2 separate regions of the Mus musculus genome follow, and region 2 is linked to region 1. A link is a loop called in an ENCODE intact Hi-C map of the cell type or tissue named here. Cell type or tissue: heart. All regions are shown on one strand.

What was found. Hi-C counts contacts between places; a loop is a spot of excess contacts. Peaks named below come from ENCODE experiments on the same cell type or tissue, not always from the same donor. Only the 100,000 strongest peaks of a DNase experiment are listed, where the experiment ranks them.
Region 2: a loop joins it to region 1, with 2.0 times the contacts of the local background. A loop is called at or near these places in 6 of 42 quality-filtered maps.

The regions. Positions count from the first base shown.
Region 1 is chr1:170,766,854-170,774,853 of GRCm38, forward strand. All of the region lies in intron 14 of Atf6 (activating transcription factor 6), which reads right to left. Among named protein-coding and RNA genes, the nearest start is that of Gm23523, 19 kb to the left of the region's middle. In heart, a CTCF peak has its summit at 3,967; a DNase peak (open chromatin) is centred at 4,778.
Region 2 is chr1:170,651,524-170,659,523 of GRCm38, forward strand. All of the region lies in intron 3 of Olfml2b (olfactomedin-like 2B), which reads left to right. Among named protein-coding and RNA genes, the nearest start is that of Olfml2b, 11 kb to the left of the region's middle. In heart, no CTCF peak of the experiment used is centred here; DNase peaks (open chromatin) are centred at 628 and 4,178; H3K4me3 peaks cover 463 bases; H3K27ac peaks cover 3,501 bases.

The DNA.
Region 1 (8,000 bases):
AAAGAGCTTGTTTACAGGCCTGAGAGCGGTGGAGAAAACCAGCTCTTAAAAATTGACCTTTGACATTCACTCAGGAGTTGTGGCACATATACTGGTGTGCATGCGTGCACACATACACACACACCAAAGCCATCTTAATCTCCTCCCCATCTCACAGTTGTGTTTTTGAAAACCTGGGAATGTAGTGGTGCAGCCTTTCTTGCCAACACTCAGGACAAAGCAGCAGGTGGGTGTCTAGGAATGTGAGGCTAGTCTCATCGACATAGCAAGTTCAGGGTTAACCAAAGCTACACACTGACATCCTGTCTCAAAAATGGAGGGGACCTCTATGACTCAGAACTAATAATAGGCAAATGATTCATACTTGGGCATCATGCTTTAACACTAGTTCCTGCGTAGGCTTATTTACTATAGAAGCTTTTCCAACCACTTGTAGGAAAAGGAAAATCACAGAGATTAATTGCTATAGTATAGCTTTATAAAAGCATTCCACCACCAATTCAATATGACATAGTGTTAGGACAGGGAGAGAAATGCAAACAGCAGAAATCTTTAGCTACAAAGGACTTACATATTTTCTTAGTAAAAGGCATGCCTGGGATTAGGAACAATTTATTTCAGTCTGGCATACAGTTTGACAGTTTAAGAGTAAATGGAACATGTGAAAGACGATGGCTATATTATATAAAGAGCAGATATTTTAAAGCTTAGATGACTGATGTTGGATGAAAACCTAGGCAGTACCCGGCCTAGTACTGTCCATTGCACACCAGTGTACAGTTAGATGCATTACATCCAGATGCCCTGACACTGGGATGGACGCAGAGTCCCTGGTACTTTTCTGAAGCAGACGGAGCACCTTACCAGGGAAACAGAGACCTGAGTGAGATGGGGAGTGGGTGATGTCTTCCTTTCAGGCTTCACTGTTGTGCTTTTTAATAACATAATTGAGTCTGGCTAGAAAAGAATAAACTTTCTTTACCTTGCTAGAGCTCAGGATTTTACTGTGAAAATAAAGTCTCCCCTAAAACAGCTTATATATCTAAACTGCATGGGTTAGAAGAGCCAAATATTCATACCCATTTTAAGGATAAGTCCAGAGTCTAAAATATATTTTTCCAGATACAAGCTCAGGGAAGAAATTTTAAATAGCAATTAAAATACAGTTTAATGGAACAAATGAATTCACCTTATTCACAGGGGAATCTATCCTCTTCTCTTGTCCAAGTCAAACACTCAAGGTGAAGGATAACCAAGCAAATGGCAGAAGTTGGGCACTTTGTAAACAAACACTGCTACAGTCAGAAACACAAAGGGGTTCAAAGTCAGAGCACTTACTGCAGAATGCACACGGTTGAATAGCTTACGACTGAAAGAAACAGATAGGAGCGGTGGCCATATCACCTAAGAGCAGGGCCTGTAAACCTCAGATGCTGTGGATTGGGAAAATGCTGGGCGAGGATCAGTGCGATGGCTCAGCAGGAAGAGCTGCCTCTCACTACGCCTGACAACCTCAATTCCTTTTCCCGGACCCACTGCTCACATTCCCACGCCCAAGAATAAAATATAAAAATAAAAAATGTAACTTAAAAAATTTTAAAGAAAAATATTGGTTAACAAAGTCTCAGCTTGAGATTCCTTTTTACCCCACCAGAATGACCAAGGTAATTCAAGCGACAGCACATGCTGGCAAGATGCGGAGCAAGGGAAACACCTCTACATTGCTGGTGGGAGTGCAAACTTGTACAACCACTTTGGAAATCAATCTGGCTGTTTCTCTGAGAATTGGGAATAGTTCTACCTCAAGACTCAGCTATACCACTCCTTGGTATATACCCAAAGGATGCTCCACCATCCCGCAAGGACACTTGCTCAACTATGTTCATAGTGGTATTATTTGTAATAGCCAGAAACGAAACAACCTAGATATCCCTCAACTGAAGACTAGGTAAAGAAAACATGGTACAGTTACACAATGGAATACTACTCAGTTATCAAAAACAAGAACATGAAATTTGCAGGCAAATGAATGCAACTAGAAAATATCATCCTTAGTGAGGTAACAAGACCCACAAAGACACACATGGTATGTACTCACTTATAAGCGGCTATTAGTCATAAAGTACAAGATAACCACGCTACAATCCAGACCCAAAGAAGTTGAGTAACAAGGAGGATGGCTGAATCTCACTCAGAAGAGGAAATAAAATAAGACATCTGAAGTAGATGGAGGGAGAGAACTGGATGGGAGAGGAGGGGAGGGAAGGAGGGATGGGAGACAGAAAACAAATTGGTGGGGGGCAGCTCTGGGACTGGAATACTTTGGGGGTGACTCTAGCTGAGACTCCTAGCAGCAGGGGATATGGAGTCTGAAGAAGCCACCTCCTATAGCTAGGTAGAACTTCCAGGAGTGGGAGGGGACACCAACCCATCTATAAAACCTTCAACCCAAAATTTGTCCTGCCTATAAGAAGTGCAGGGGCAAAGATAGAGAAGAGATTGAGAGAATGGCTAAGTAATGATTGGCCTAACTTGAGATCCCAGAGGAGAAAGCCAACTCCTGACACTATTAATGATACTCTCCTATGCTTGCAGATAGGAACAGCATAACAGCCTCCTGAGAGGCTTCATTAGAAGCTGATGGAAACAGACGCAGAGACCCATAGCTAACCGACAGGCAGAGTTCAGAGAGTCTTGTGAAAGAGTGGAGGCAGAATTGAAGGAGCCAGAGAAGTCAAGGACACCACAGAACCTACAGAGTCAACTAACCTGGGTCCATGGAGAATCACAGAGAATGAACCACCAACCAAAGAGCATAAAGGAGCCTAGGTCCAGCCCCTTACATATATGTAGCAGATATGCAACTTTTTCTTCATGTGAGTCCCCTAACAATTGGCACTGGGGCTGTCTCTGACTCTGTTGTGGGGTCTTTGGATTTCCTGCCCCATAGCTGGGCTGCACTGTCTGGCCTCAGAGGGAGAGGATGCATTTATTCCCGCTAGGACTTATGTACCAGGGTGGGTGGATACCTATGGGGAGCCTCTCCTTCTCTCAGGAGAAGGGAGGGGAAGTAGGGGAAGAGTGTGTGAGGGTGGGATGGGGAGGAGAGGGAAAAGGTAGGCTGTGACCAGGCTGTAACATGAATAAACAAATTAATGGAGAAAAAAGAAAAAAGTCTCAGCTTTACATTTAAATAAATATTGCTTAGGAAATAACTTTTGCAGCAACTTTAGAGTCAAGTGTGTATAATCAATCAAGGCTCATTTCACCAAGGTGGTTTCCTCCTCAGCAAAAACACTGTTCAAGAAAAGGTAAACGAATAAAATGACTAAGGGAAAAAAAAGAAAAAAGAAAAAAACTCCTGAAGAAAAAAGTTCCACTTAAAAAAAGTGGCTTAGAGAAATGGCTTTTAGATATGATAATCATTTTTCACTTCCTTTAAAAAACTTGTCAAACAGAACAACCTTTTTTGTTTTCCTTTCCCCCCCCCCCAGGGGAAGGTAAGGGGGGAGTTAATCACTGGGGGTGGGGGAGGGGGAGATGGGAATACAGGTAGCATAGAGCAGTCAACAGCCTGGAAACGCTAAGCACTTCAGGGAGATAGTGTCAGTCTCGCTTGTATGACTACACCCCCAAACATGGCCTCTCACAGAAATTCCCATGGATTTAGTTTCTATCTTTACAATGTATTTATAGTTAACTTACATAACTCCTGAAAAAGTAAAATACGGTCCTTCCAGATTTTAACTTCGTTTACTGTATATGCATTCAGTAGACTTAAGTCAAGCTGGAGAAGAAAGTCCTTCCTTTAGAAGTAAACTCTCTTCTAAATGCCTGTGCAAACAATTATAGTTTATTCATGAAATGCAAGCCTGATCCTGTCTTCTACCTAAGAACCAAATTCTCTAGGCATGGCCCACAAGCGTCGTTGTGACTCTGCCATGTTGTAGTTTCCTGAACGCACTTCACATTCCAACCACTTTGCTGGAGAGTCCTCCTCACACAGGCGCCTCTCATGTGAAGTGCCATGGCTTCACAGTCCCACTCACGCTCCTGAGTGCGCTCTAAACTCTTCTGCTACCTTCTTCCTGAAGGAAGAGAGCGCAGCCGATGTAGGCTGGAGTTAAGAGTACCTACCTCACCAGGCTTTGGAGGCGCTGGATGGACGTCTTACATACAACAGCGAGGGCGGTGAAGCCACCAAACCCACGGGAGCCTATGCATTCCGTGTTATGCTGTTTCTTACCACGATGCTGTAATTTTAGATGAGTCACTTTCTCCCACTACTACAAATTACTTGAAAACAAAGAGTTTACATACTTGTTTTTATGGATGAAACACCAGATTTGGTGAAAGGTACTGAGTGAATAAATAATGACGCAGACTAGGATAAAGTTTTACCAGGGAGGATCTAACAGAAGAGATAGGACTTTAAAGCCATTTATCTTTCATTTTCCCCTGAAAAGCTGCTGAGCTGTGCCTAGAAGGCAGGCACCTTCTAGACCCATAAAAAAGGAGGGAATGAATTTTCTTTTTTTCTCCTCCCTCTAAAGGGACACAGAAGTTCACATTCTTCTCTGATTCTAGGGACACGCCAGAGCACTACTAATTACTTAGTTCCAAAAACCAGCCTTCACTAAAGAACCAGAGTTGGTCTGTAGAACAGGAGTTAACAGCACTGCTCATTTGTGCAAACCGAGCGTGAGGGGAACGGCGGGGAGGTGCACAGGGGAGAAGGTCGGTGCTGGGAACGGCGGGGAGGTGCACAGGGGAGAAGGTCGTGCTGGCTCTGACTCGTGCTCCCACTGCTTATTTATAGCTGATTAGTATGAGATTTGTTTTACTTGGCAAAAATACAAGATTCTGAATGACTAGGCGAGGAAGATGTGAGAAAACGCGCAAGCGTTAACGCTCCGGAGCTGACTAACTCCTGCACCTCGGGGCTCCGTCCGCAGGTTCCCGGGGCCGCTGCACACTGAGGCCGCTCCAGAACTGCTAGTGTCCTCGGATGTACATTCACTTCTACAAGTGAAACAGCGCTTAGCGAAAGAACTAGTTCCCTTAGATATCTCTGTTTACTAGCTGGGGCTATATTTTCAGATTTCTTTGCACATACAATTCTTAGTTTCTTTTGTAAAATACCACTAGCAAAAAGAAAAAAACTCTTTAAAAGCCAAGCCAAAGAATTACATGCAGTGATCTGAATAAAATAATTTCTCAGTGACCACTTAGAATGACTCCTTCCTTACGCTGAGTTTTCTTCTTAGTACTGATATTTTATTGCATACACTTATATATTTACTTAGTATCTATCTTTAGAATATAAACTCTAAAAGAATCTGTCTTTAGAACATAAACTCTACAAGTGCTAGGTTTTTTTGTTTTTGTCAACTGCGGTATGGTTTCTTGTTGGATGAATGACAGTAAAACTGATTATAACTTCAAGTACCAACTCTAAGGCAGCTACAGTTAGAAGGGTTTTTAAAACATATACAGAAATAAAAGGCAACTATGCAGAAAGATAGTTAACAACTTGGATAAAGGAATTTGAAAAATAGGAGCAATTCCTCAGAAGATGTGAGGAAATACATCTTTTAAGGGAAAAAAACTGTCATGCTCTGGGGATTTCTCATATTTTGGCTTTCTCTTAAAGATGAACAAAAAATTGATCAATAGTCAGAAGTGTGTGGGGAGTGATGTTTCCCACTGCAACTCCATTTCCTGGAGATACCTGTTCAACAGTAAAATCGGTATTTATGTTACACTAGGTGGAAAAAGACTTTCCTTGTTTTACATCATAAAACTAGGCATACAGCACACCAAACTGAAGGAAAAAAATTTAAATGTTATTTAAAACTAGGCACACTGAACATAAAACTGAAGTAAATTTTCAATGTTAGTTTGGACCTCTTTGGTTGTGTTATATAGTAATAGATAATACTGTATCCTCTTTAGTCTATGATGAATACAACCTTGGTAAAATAGCAGTAAACTGATAGGGACTTTCTTGTGACTAGGGGAACTTGGTTGACCATGAAAGGCTTGTTATTAGTCTCACATATTTCTTGTGTGCATGTGTGTACATGTTCGTGTGTTTATATGTGTGTGGAGGTCAGAGGTCACACTCAGGTGTCAATCCTCAGGTGTCATCCACGTTGTTTTTGTGACAATCTCTCACTGGCTGGGAGCTCAGCAGGCCAGCTAGTCTGACTGGCTAGGGAGCCCCTGGACCACCTCTCTCTGCCTCCTCGGTGCTGGGATCATCACGCTCAGCATCTTTACACTGTCTCTGAGTCAGCCACAGGAACCTGAGCTTGAACACAAGCAGCTCATCAACGGAACTATCTCCCCATCCACATACTCGCTAAGACACAAACTTTTTAACTAAAAAGCCCTAAAGCCCTAAAGACTCAGGTACAAGTGAAGGCGATTCTTCAGAACAGATGGACTACTTGATAATATGAATTCAGGTTATCTTATTAACTATACTCTGCCATTTTCCTTTTCTTGAAGCCACTTATTATATATTCAGAAAGAATATATATTAATATATATCTTAAAACATTCATTTTAAGGTTTGATTATGAATGTTTTAATAAAAATTAAGTAAAATAAAGCACCAATAGAGCAGAGAGTAGCAGACAGCTCCGACAAGGACCTTATTTTTTAGTTCCTCTTACTTTAGGACCATTCCTTAGCCCCTATGTGTTTGTCTCATCTGGTCTCTAGAATTTGGTTTGGCCGTTTCTTCTGCCCATGACACAATTGCTGCAATTATCTATAGTGTAGTTATGCTTCCAAAGAATATGTAAATAACACTTTCCTGGTTGAGTCTGAGGCTGGACACTTGAGGTTGAGGGAGTTCAACCACAAGACATCCTTTTATGAAGCTCCAGGAAACGGTACAAACTCTCCACGCCAAAGACAACTGGCAGTCTGGTACAACCTTTTAAACTTGGCTTTGCTGGAATTCTTCTTTCAAAAAAAATACTGGATGAAAACACAGCACCGAAGATCATAAAATACTGGATTTGCACAAGTAAAAAGTAGACTCTGAGTCACACATCGTACCATATGTAAAAATTAACTCAAGGGCCATCAAAATGCCTCAGCAGACAAGGTGCTTGCTGCCCAGGCCCCATCCATGATCTGAGTTTGATCCCCAGGTCATGAAAAAGGACAAGCAACTCCTGCAAGTCATCCTCTGATCTTCATAAATGCACCACATGTATGAATGTGATATATATAACATACAAACACACACACAGATACAATGTAAAATACAGTATAGAGATGAACTCAAAATGGACCTAAATGAAATCTAGTAAACTACAAATGCTTCAGAAAAAAGCTGTAGGACGACATCTTTGTGAGATTCCAATATTCTCATCGATATGGTTGGTTTGTTTGTTTTTTGTGACAGGGTTTCTCTGTGTAGTCCTGGCTCTAGAACGGCCTGGCTTTGTAGACCAGGCTGGCCATGAACTCAGAGATCTGACTGTCTCTGCCTGGGCCTCTGCCTCCCAAGTGCTGGGATTAAAGGAGTGCTCCACCAGGCCTGGCTAATTCCTGTTGATTTTAATGAGGTAAAATGATAATTCTTAAAAGCAGTTTAAAAGAACCTCAGTTATCCACTCTTCAAGGCCTCGAGTCAGAGCCAATGGCCTTTGAACTGGACACATTCCCTTACATAAGTCACTGTTTTTACTAATCCCACTTCTACCCACCCCAAATCTTTCAACTTTGGCACATGGTAGTCCCCATTGCACCCTGACCTTTTGAACCTCAAGGAATTTTTTATTCAAAGAAATATCCCAAGAGAAGCAGGCTGTAAATCTTGGCAGCTGCCTGAAGGAGGAAGATAGAGTCAACAGAGAAAAAAAAGGCCATGTCATTCCCTGCAATGCAGACAAGCCAGCATGGGATGAGAAGGGGGCTGTTGGAGAAAGAATAGAGCTCAGGCTGTTGTGGAAAGCATTCTTGGAAGAGGGATAGAGAGA
Region 2 (8,000 bases), 120 kb before region 1:
CAAGGTCAGACACCCAGCCTCAGAGGCGGCCAGTGGGATAGACTCTGCAGAACAGCCAAGCCCATTCCGCTGCTGCAGACCCTCCTCTGGCCAAGGTTAGAAGTGGGAGGAGTCTGGTGCAGTACAATGCCCCAGCAGGGTGGTACTGAGTCACTCTGGGGTCTTGTCTCAATCGTCATAGTGACAAGAGTATATATCTCTTTTCAAACCTCGCCTGTTTAGTAGCCAGCGCTGGACTTTTATAATAATAATCCCTATATTTACACAGCATTTTGCAGGTTTTTTTTTTAAACATTCCATATACATTTAGTGATTTGTTTCTGTGAGCTGGGCAGGATGTGAACCCTCAGGAAATTCCATGGCTTGCCTGAAATCAAGAAAAAAAGAAGCCCAGGGCTGGGTTCTGGTTCAGGCCCTTCTGGGTCTGGTCCAGGGCTCTTTCTAATCAATCTCAGAAGTTCCTTCGAATCCTTGTTGTCAGCCCTGTAGGCATCAGTTTTTCCTAACCAGAGTTTAAAAACAATAGTTTATCCAAGGGAGTTTCTAGGCAGGACTGTGGCTGTACCCCATATGCATGGTGATCCAGCTCCGTGGAGCCTTCCCTAAACCAGACGATCTCGGGCGACAGGTCACTGTGCTGACAGGAGTCTTCTGACCCATGACGTGAAGCACTGTATCTTAGATTGAAGTGGAATCGGGCTTGTGCAGCCTGTCTGTCTGGGCTATGCAGTAATTGAAAAGGCAGAATGTTGGGTAAATGGAAAAAACACTCCCTCTCTCCAGCCTGGCCGGCTCTGTGGGAGGAATGGAAGTACCATTCTGATCCCACTCCTTGCAGATTCTTGAGTCCCAAGGGGATCTCTCTGGAAGTCAGATAAGACTAAAAGAGGTCAGGTTGGAGGGGCCGTCTTCTCAGAGTAAGGTGGCTGCTTGGCTGTGCAAGTGGGCACACGTGTGCACATCTGTCTCGGGCATAGAGGAGACGGTAGGCATGGAAACCTCATTTGCTGATGAAAGAGGAAGGAAGAAGAGAGGTGAGTGGTTCAGAGCCTCCCCACTCTCGGTAAAATCCTCCCTGGCAGCGCTGCCTGGCGGCTGAGTTTAACCTTTTATTTTAAGTGAAGGAAAACAAATACACGCTTAGGCAAATGCACAGTGAACACACAGCTTGACAGCTCACTATAATGAGAACTTCTGAGCACCCACCACCCAGCTGAAGATGCGGTGATGTCAGCACACACCCACAACCCCCTGCGCCTTCCCAGGCTTGCCCCCAGGGAAGCTTGATATCATCTTCCTTGTGTTCTTTCTCCTTTAAAAAAAATGTTCTTTTAAAGATTTATTTATTCCATTTTTTATGTGTTTGTGTGTTTGCCTTCATGAATGCATATGTACCGCATGCCTGCCTGGTTTTACCGAGAGAAGTCAGAAGAGGGCATCGGGTCCCCTTGAACTAGAGTTACAGATGGTTGGGAGCCACCATGTGGTTGCTGGGAACTGAAACCCTGTCCTCTGCAAGAGCTGCCAGTGCTCTTAGCCAGGGATCCACCTCTCAGCCCCCTCCTTGCTTTTCTGTATAGGTTTCTTCTCTAAGGATGAGTCCTTACTATGATAGTTTCATCTACGTTTGAACTTGGAGTATATAGAATCCTACAGAACACGTGTGTCTTCACGAACGTGTATGTGCTGAGCTGCTATCACTCAGCTTCACATTTTTAACATTTAACGGTTGCTTTTGTGTCTTATGATCCACCCATTTTTATTCCTGTGTACTGTTTTACTATATAGATATAATGCAATTTTTCTATCCATTTGGTGATGGTACACATGCGATTTATTTCCAGATTCATATTCAGAATAGCTCAGGAGCACCGCTGTGTATGAATAGCCTTGTGCATATAACCTGGCACATGCTTGCTTGCAGCTTTTATTACATAGGACAAGTAATGGAGTGAATGGCTCATTAGTTAGCTTAGACCAGTGCTTCTCAACCTTCCTAATACTGTGACCCTTTAATACAGCTCCTTGGGTTGTGGTGATCCCCCAACCATAAGATATTTCATTGCTACTGTTATGAATCATAATGCCAATATCCGAGACTGATATGCAGCCCAAGTGGTTGTGACCCAAAGGTTGAGAACTGCTGTCTCAGACTTTAAGGGAATGTTGTCAAACAGTCTTCTCAAGTGAGTATAAGTTTATACTGCCTCAGACAGATATGAACCTTCACCAGCACTTGAAAATATCAGGCTTTCTATTTGGGGAAGGGGGATATACTGGAGTGAAACCGTTTTGTTAAGTTCCAAAATCTGAGCCCCAAACACCTTTCCTAGTCACTCTGGGGAGGCCTGAAACATGCACCCTGCTTCTGAAACCAGTCCACCAAGAAGAAACAGCCAAACGTCTTCAACATGGAAGGCTCAAGCTGCCCCAGCTTCTGCCAATGGCTGGGGAGGGGAGGGGAATTCAGAGACAGTGATGGGGGAGTTGGATTTGAAAGGTAGCCAGACACAGAACATATATACCAGGAGAGATGTGAATTGGAATTTCCGGAGGGAAACCTATAGCTTCCAAAGACAACAAGAAACCCCGCCCATTCCATACAGACCTGGGTGGCACTGACTCAGTGTAAGAAAAGATTTTTCATCCTGAACTACAGGTGTGCCAAGGACACTTACAGAGACTTACAGGCTGCCTAAGCCTGAAAGTGGGTTTTAAAGGCTCAGGATTTGAAGTATGAGCTGTGGCATCGAGTACAGCATACTGCTCCCAGGATCAGATGTATTCACAGGCAGAGGACATAGTGGAGGGGAGACGGTTGAGAGAACCAGCTCTCTTGTGGAGGCTCTATGGGGTGAGATTTCCATAAAATATGCAAATCTTTGTGGAGTCCCCCCTCCAAATGCAGGACACCTATAAATGCTTTTGTATAAGTATTTAAATATGCCTGTCTATCATTGTGTATATACATTTCTATATGTGTGGTTGCATCGCCCATACCTGTAAGACACATGATGCAAGCAAGCTGTGCTCACTTGTAATCCCAGCCTCTAGGTGCTGGTGGCGAGATGATTCACATATTCAAGTATTGCTATAGGGAGTTCAAGGCCAGCCTAGCTAACCTAAGACACCATCTCAAACAACAGCAAAGAAAGAAAACCAAATACATGCGTGCCTACGTGTTTTCGAAGCACAATTTCTGTTGCTGAGCTCTGCCCCTCCTGGTATGTGGCTTTTCCTTTGACCCTGTGCACAGATGAGCATTTGGTGGGGGGGCACGACATTGGGGAGCATTTTCTCCAGATACCATTGCCTCTGAGGAAGGTTTTCCAGGTGCAGAATTAGCCCTCTCCCTAGGATACCCTTGCTCAGGCATTGATGCCGTTCTCCCCCAAATCTGAAGCTCTGTTGGCTTCTGTGTTTCTGGCTCAGAAGGCAACATCAGAGGAACATTCCTTACTCGGGGGCTATGTATTTGCACTAACGTATAGGAAAATGTAATTTTCACCTGTGCAAAGCTGGCAGTGAGTTAGGGGAAACCGTTGCTTTCCAAGTGACCCTCTCACCTTGGCTCCCATCCATCAAAACATCCCAAGTGCTCACTCTCCCGATCAAAACCGCCTCTTCAGAAGGGCTCTCTGTAGTCTTCTCTCCCTTGTGGCTTCCTTAAGTGTGGCTTTGGAGAGGAAGGTCCGTCGCGTCTCCAGCAGAGTACACTCTGCAGAGGCCGAGGGTCAGTGATGTTTTCAATATACATTTCAGCTTTCCTTAATTCAATTTACATCTTAATATGAGTTCAAGCCAACGAATCACCTCTCCTGGGGTTGTATATGCTTCATATCTAATTTGCCACTGTGGAATGCAAGCCTTACTTCTTGGCTAAAGGTATAGGAGTCAGCCTTCCATCTGTTGGCTTACGAACAGCCCATAGCTGCCAGGACATAAGGGAGCATATGGCTTGGTTTGGGGGTGTCTGAGGCTTCCGACTAACATGGAAACTCATCTCTGGGGATATAGGACTTATCTGGTCTGACTCCCTTTCCAAGTTTGGGATCCCCTGAGGGCAGCTGGGTAGTTGTGTTCTTTGTTCCCCAGTCCTGGCCCAGCAGCACCTGACACACACAGGATGCTCAGCAGCTGTTTAGTTGGGGGAGGATTTGGAGCAGCAGCTGGTGGCTCCCTTACCGTGTCTGCCTGCTCCACCAGCTGTGGTCAGAGGGACTGGGCTACAGCCTCTCTGCCCTGCCATCAGGAGCATCAGCTGCTCCCAGCTGCTCTTCCCACTCACTCCAGCTCCCTCGGTAAGAGCTGGGAGACAGCTGTCAGCTAGGGTGGCTGTCTCTGACCACCTGCTCTGGGTTGTAACCCTGAGGGCTTAGAAGGGGAGGAGACAGTAGACCCCATTCACCCCAACACATGTGTACAATACTGTTGCAAGACCACTTCAAGCTTGCTATTATCAGTATTTGAGCCTGGTGTGCACCTAGCCGTATCTTCCAGGTAGCCTGCTGCATGACTTGGGAGCAACATTTGGCTTACATGTTTGGCCCAGCTGCTTCTGCCAAGCATCTTATGTATCCCAGGATCCTTTCTTTCCAGCCTGCCTCAGCCATACCATCCATAGTTCTTCTTTACTTTCACATCTGAGCATCTGCTTCTATGACTGTAAGGGCTATTCAGCATCACCTCCAGGCCTGATTCACCCTAAGCGCTAAGCCACACACAACCCTTTGTCTGTTCTCTGTAGCAAGCCTGGGTGCGGTGGATGCCTTCATTCTTCCTCCAGATGGCCTGGAGAGGTATCATTGACTGCTTAGTTACATAGCCTGGCTGGGAACTCCAGAGCCGTTCTCCCCGCATTCTCTTCTTGGTTCTGGTTAGAAAGGCAAGGCCATAGAGAGATGCCAGAGCTCTGCCACCTTTCTCTCTGATTCTGACAGTTTTGCCCTAAGCAAGGCATCAATGGTACCTTCTGTCTCTACCTACCATGTCCACCCTCGTCCAATAGCTATGAAAGTCCAAGGTAGAATTTGCACCCCAAGGACACTCTTTCCCCATGCCCTCCCCCCCCAGTGTGCGGACTTGGATGCATTGGCTTCTACACCTCAGCAGAGTGTTTGCTGACCAGCTACTGAGCTGTGTGCTCAGGAACGCCCAGGCTGAGCCCAGTTCCAACTATGTGTTGTTTCTGCATTGCCTAGGGACTCTGCCCAGCTCACACGCTCTCTTCCTCTGCTCTTTGTACCTCTAGCCACAGCTAGCACTGGTACCTTTACCCCTTTGATCGTATGGGCTTAGCTGATAGTCTGCCATGCCTAGCTGCATGTCTCTCTAGCACGTGGCACTTCTTCATTGAACACTCCCCAGTTCCCTAGCTCTGCCTAGTCTAGGGACTCATAGCCAAGCGTCCAGATCTTTAATTGTGATCAGCCTTCTGTTCCAGCCCTCTGGGGTGCCTGCTCTTTCAATTCCCTCCCCACCCTCCACTTAATGGTGCCAGGATCCTTGGCAGGGACCATGTAGTATGCTGGCTTAAGCCAGATAGGCATCCTTCTCTCTGTCTTCAATGCACTCTCCGTGAGGCAAGTTATATACATCGTAAATGTCATGGTCGCAGTTGTCCCAGAGGGGAAGAGCTCAAGGAATGAGGTCATGCAGTTCACTTATTTGCCAGGGTAGGATCCTAAGCACTCGGACTGAGTAAATGCCACACCCCACACCTCCAAGAAATGCCCCACAAAAGGCCCTTGGTGTGAGGAAGGCAGAGCCTTAGGGAGGGCCAGCAGCCATGCCTGGGAGGTGTCTGAGTGGAGGTAGCCACAAAGGGGCTGCTGCTGCTCCTGCCCTGGGGACATCAGCTGGCTCAGCCCAGCAGGCTGATGGGGGTGAGAGGGGTGATGCCACCTCCAGCCTAATGTTTATTCAGGCGGCCACCAGGCTTTGCTGTTCCCACGAGGGAAATTCACTATACAGCACCTCTGGGTTTTTCAGAGCTGGCCTGCCTCAAACCCTCTTCTGTGGAAATCCCAAATAATAGCCTCGCTGAAATCAGAAAGGGGATTGAAGTCTATAAATCAGTGGGCAGCAAACCCCTGAGACCCTGGTGGGCAGGAGGGAGGAGTTGTACCTGTGGGCTGCTGTGACCGCCCAGAGAGTATTGCGCTGAAGCCCACGCTCAGGGGTGTCAGAAACCAGGGGGGCTGCCTTTCACGTAGTGAAGATACTCAAGCCCACATGCCCCACCAGCCTGAGCACTCCAAGAGAGGAGCAGTTTGGGTGGAGTTCTGGGGCTGAGAACACAACTCAGCACCCTGGGAGTGTTGTCCCAGCCCTCGGTGGGGGTCAGTACTAGCCTCTGTTATGTTACATTGTGTCTGCCCAGTCCTGTTCTCTGGTCATGCTTGCTCCTTGTTTGGTCTGTTGCTTACTTTCCTCTCACTGAAGGTGATCTTCCTTCCCCAGGGTGGGTTCAGCACCAGTCTTGCTCACTAAGCCTCACACGGCCCTCCTCAGCATCCACGTACTAACAAAGACATTTCACAGCTGTCTCTGCATTGTCCGGCTTTGTTCTCTGTCTCAGGATAAGAAGCCGTGGCAGGAGCAGCTGCTCTATGCTCGTTATTATGGATTCCAGAGACCAGGACAGGAACCTTTCCGCTCACCCAGGATGACCTCGGCTGATACAAATAGCTTGGTTCCCACTTCTTGTTCACTCCTTCTAAGAGCTACCTGCAGCTTCTTTTTAAAGCAGTATTCACTCCTCAAACTCCCAGACGGACCCAGCATACCTGGAGATTTCTGGGAAATGCAGGTTGTTATTCTGCAGGTCTGGGACAAGCTCCTGATGGTGCTGGTGGTCTCTTGTCCATACTTTGAGCGGTGAGGATCTGTGGGAGCCCAGCATCCTGGTTTGCTCAGCTGATGCATGAGTGTAAGGCCTTTTGTACATCTGAAAGCAAACTGTAAGGCTACTCTGGCATCTTTAAAGCGCTTGGTACTGCTGAGGGCTGGCTGGACTGGTTGGGTACCTTCAGTGGACCAGTAAGTGAACTTCAGGAGCAACGGCCAGCAGGCTGGTGATGAGTCAGCGCTGCCACTTTTATTTATTTATTTATTTATTTATTTATTTATTTTTATTATTATTATCATTATTATTATTTTGAGACAGGGTTTCTCTGTATAGCCCCAGCTGTCCTGGAACTCACTCTGTAGACCAGGCTGGCCTCGAACTCAGAAATCTGCTTGCCTCTGCCTCCCAAGTGCTGGGATTAAAGGTGTGTGCCACCACTGCCCAGCTATTTATTATTATTGTGAGTATGTATCATAAGTGTATGCATGCCTCAGCATGCATGTAGAAGACAACCTTGTGGTGTTGTTCCTCTCCTTCCAACTTTCTGTGGGCTCTGAGAATTGAACTTGTGTCTCCGGGCTTTTGAAACAAGTATCTTTGCTCTCGGGCGGTCCTACGAGCCCTCTGCCAGTGTTTTAAAATGACAGTTACCAAATCCCATCCTTACTGTAGGCCTCAGCAGCCTCTCTAGTATGAAAGGTTAGGCCTGAATGTCCGTTCCAACGGTGATGCTACGAACAATAGCGACCCAGTATTTTCCTTATGCATTCAGATGTATCAAATTCAATCTTCATAATCATGCGTAGGGAATGGTCCAGTAATGTCAACCTTTTATTGATGAGAAACGGATATGGGTAGAGTTTAAATGATTTGCCTAAGATCACAGAGCTGGGGATAGCAGCAGTGAGGCATGAGCTGAACGCCCTCCTCCTTACCTATGGCTTCAGCCACTGCGGCTCCGAAAGCTTGTCAGGAGAGACCACACACACTCACTCAGGGTGAGTTCTCCAAAGGAGACCCTTTCTCATAGACTAGCTGCCACAGCTGACGCTGTGCAGTTCAGAGAGTCTGGCTTGGGCTAAGCGCCAGAGAACACGGTGAGCCGTTTGAGGGCTCGAGATGGGATGGCCCTAGGATGCTGTGCTGACCA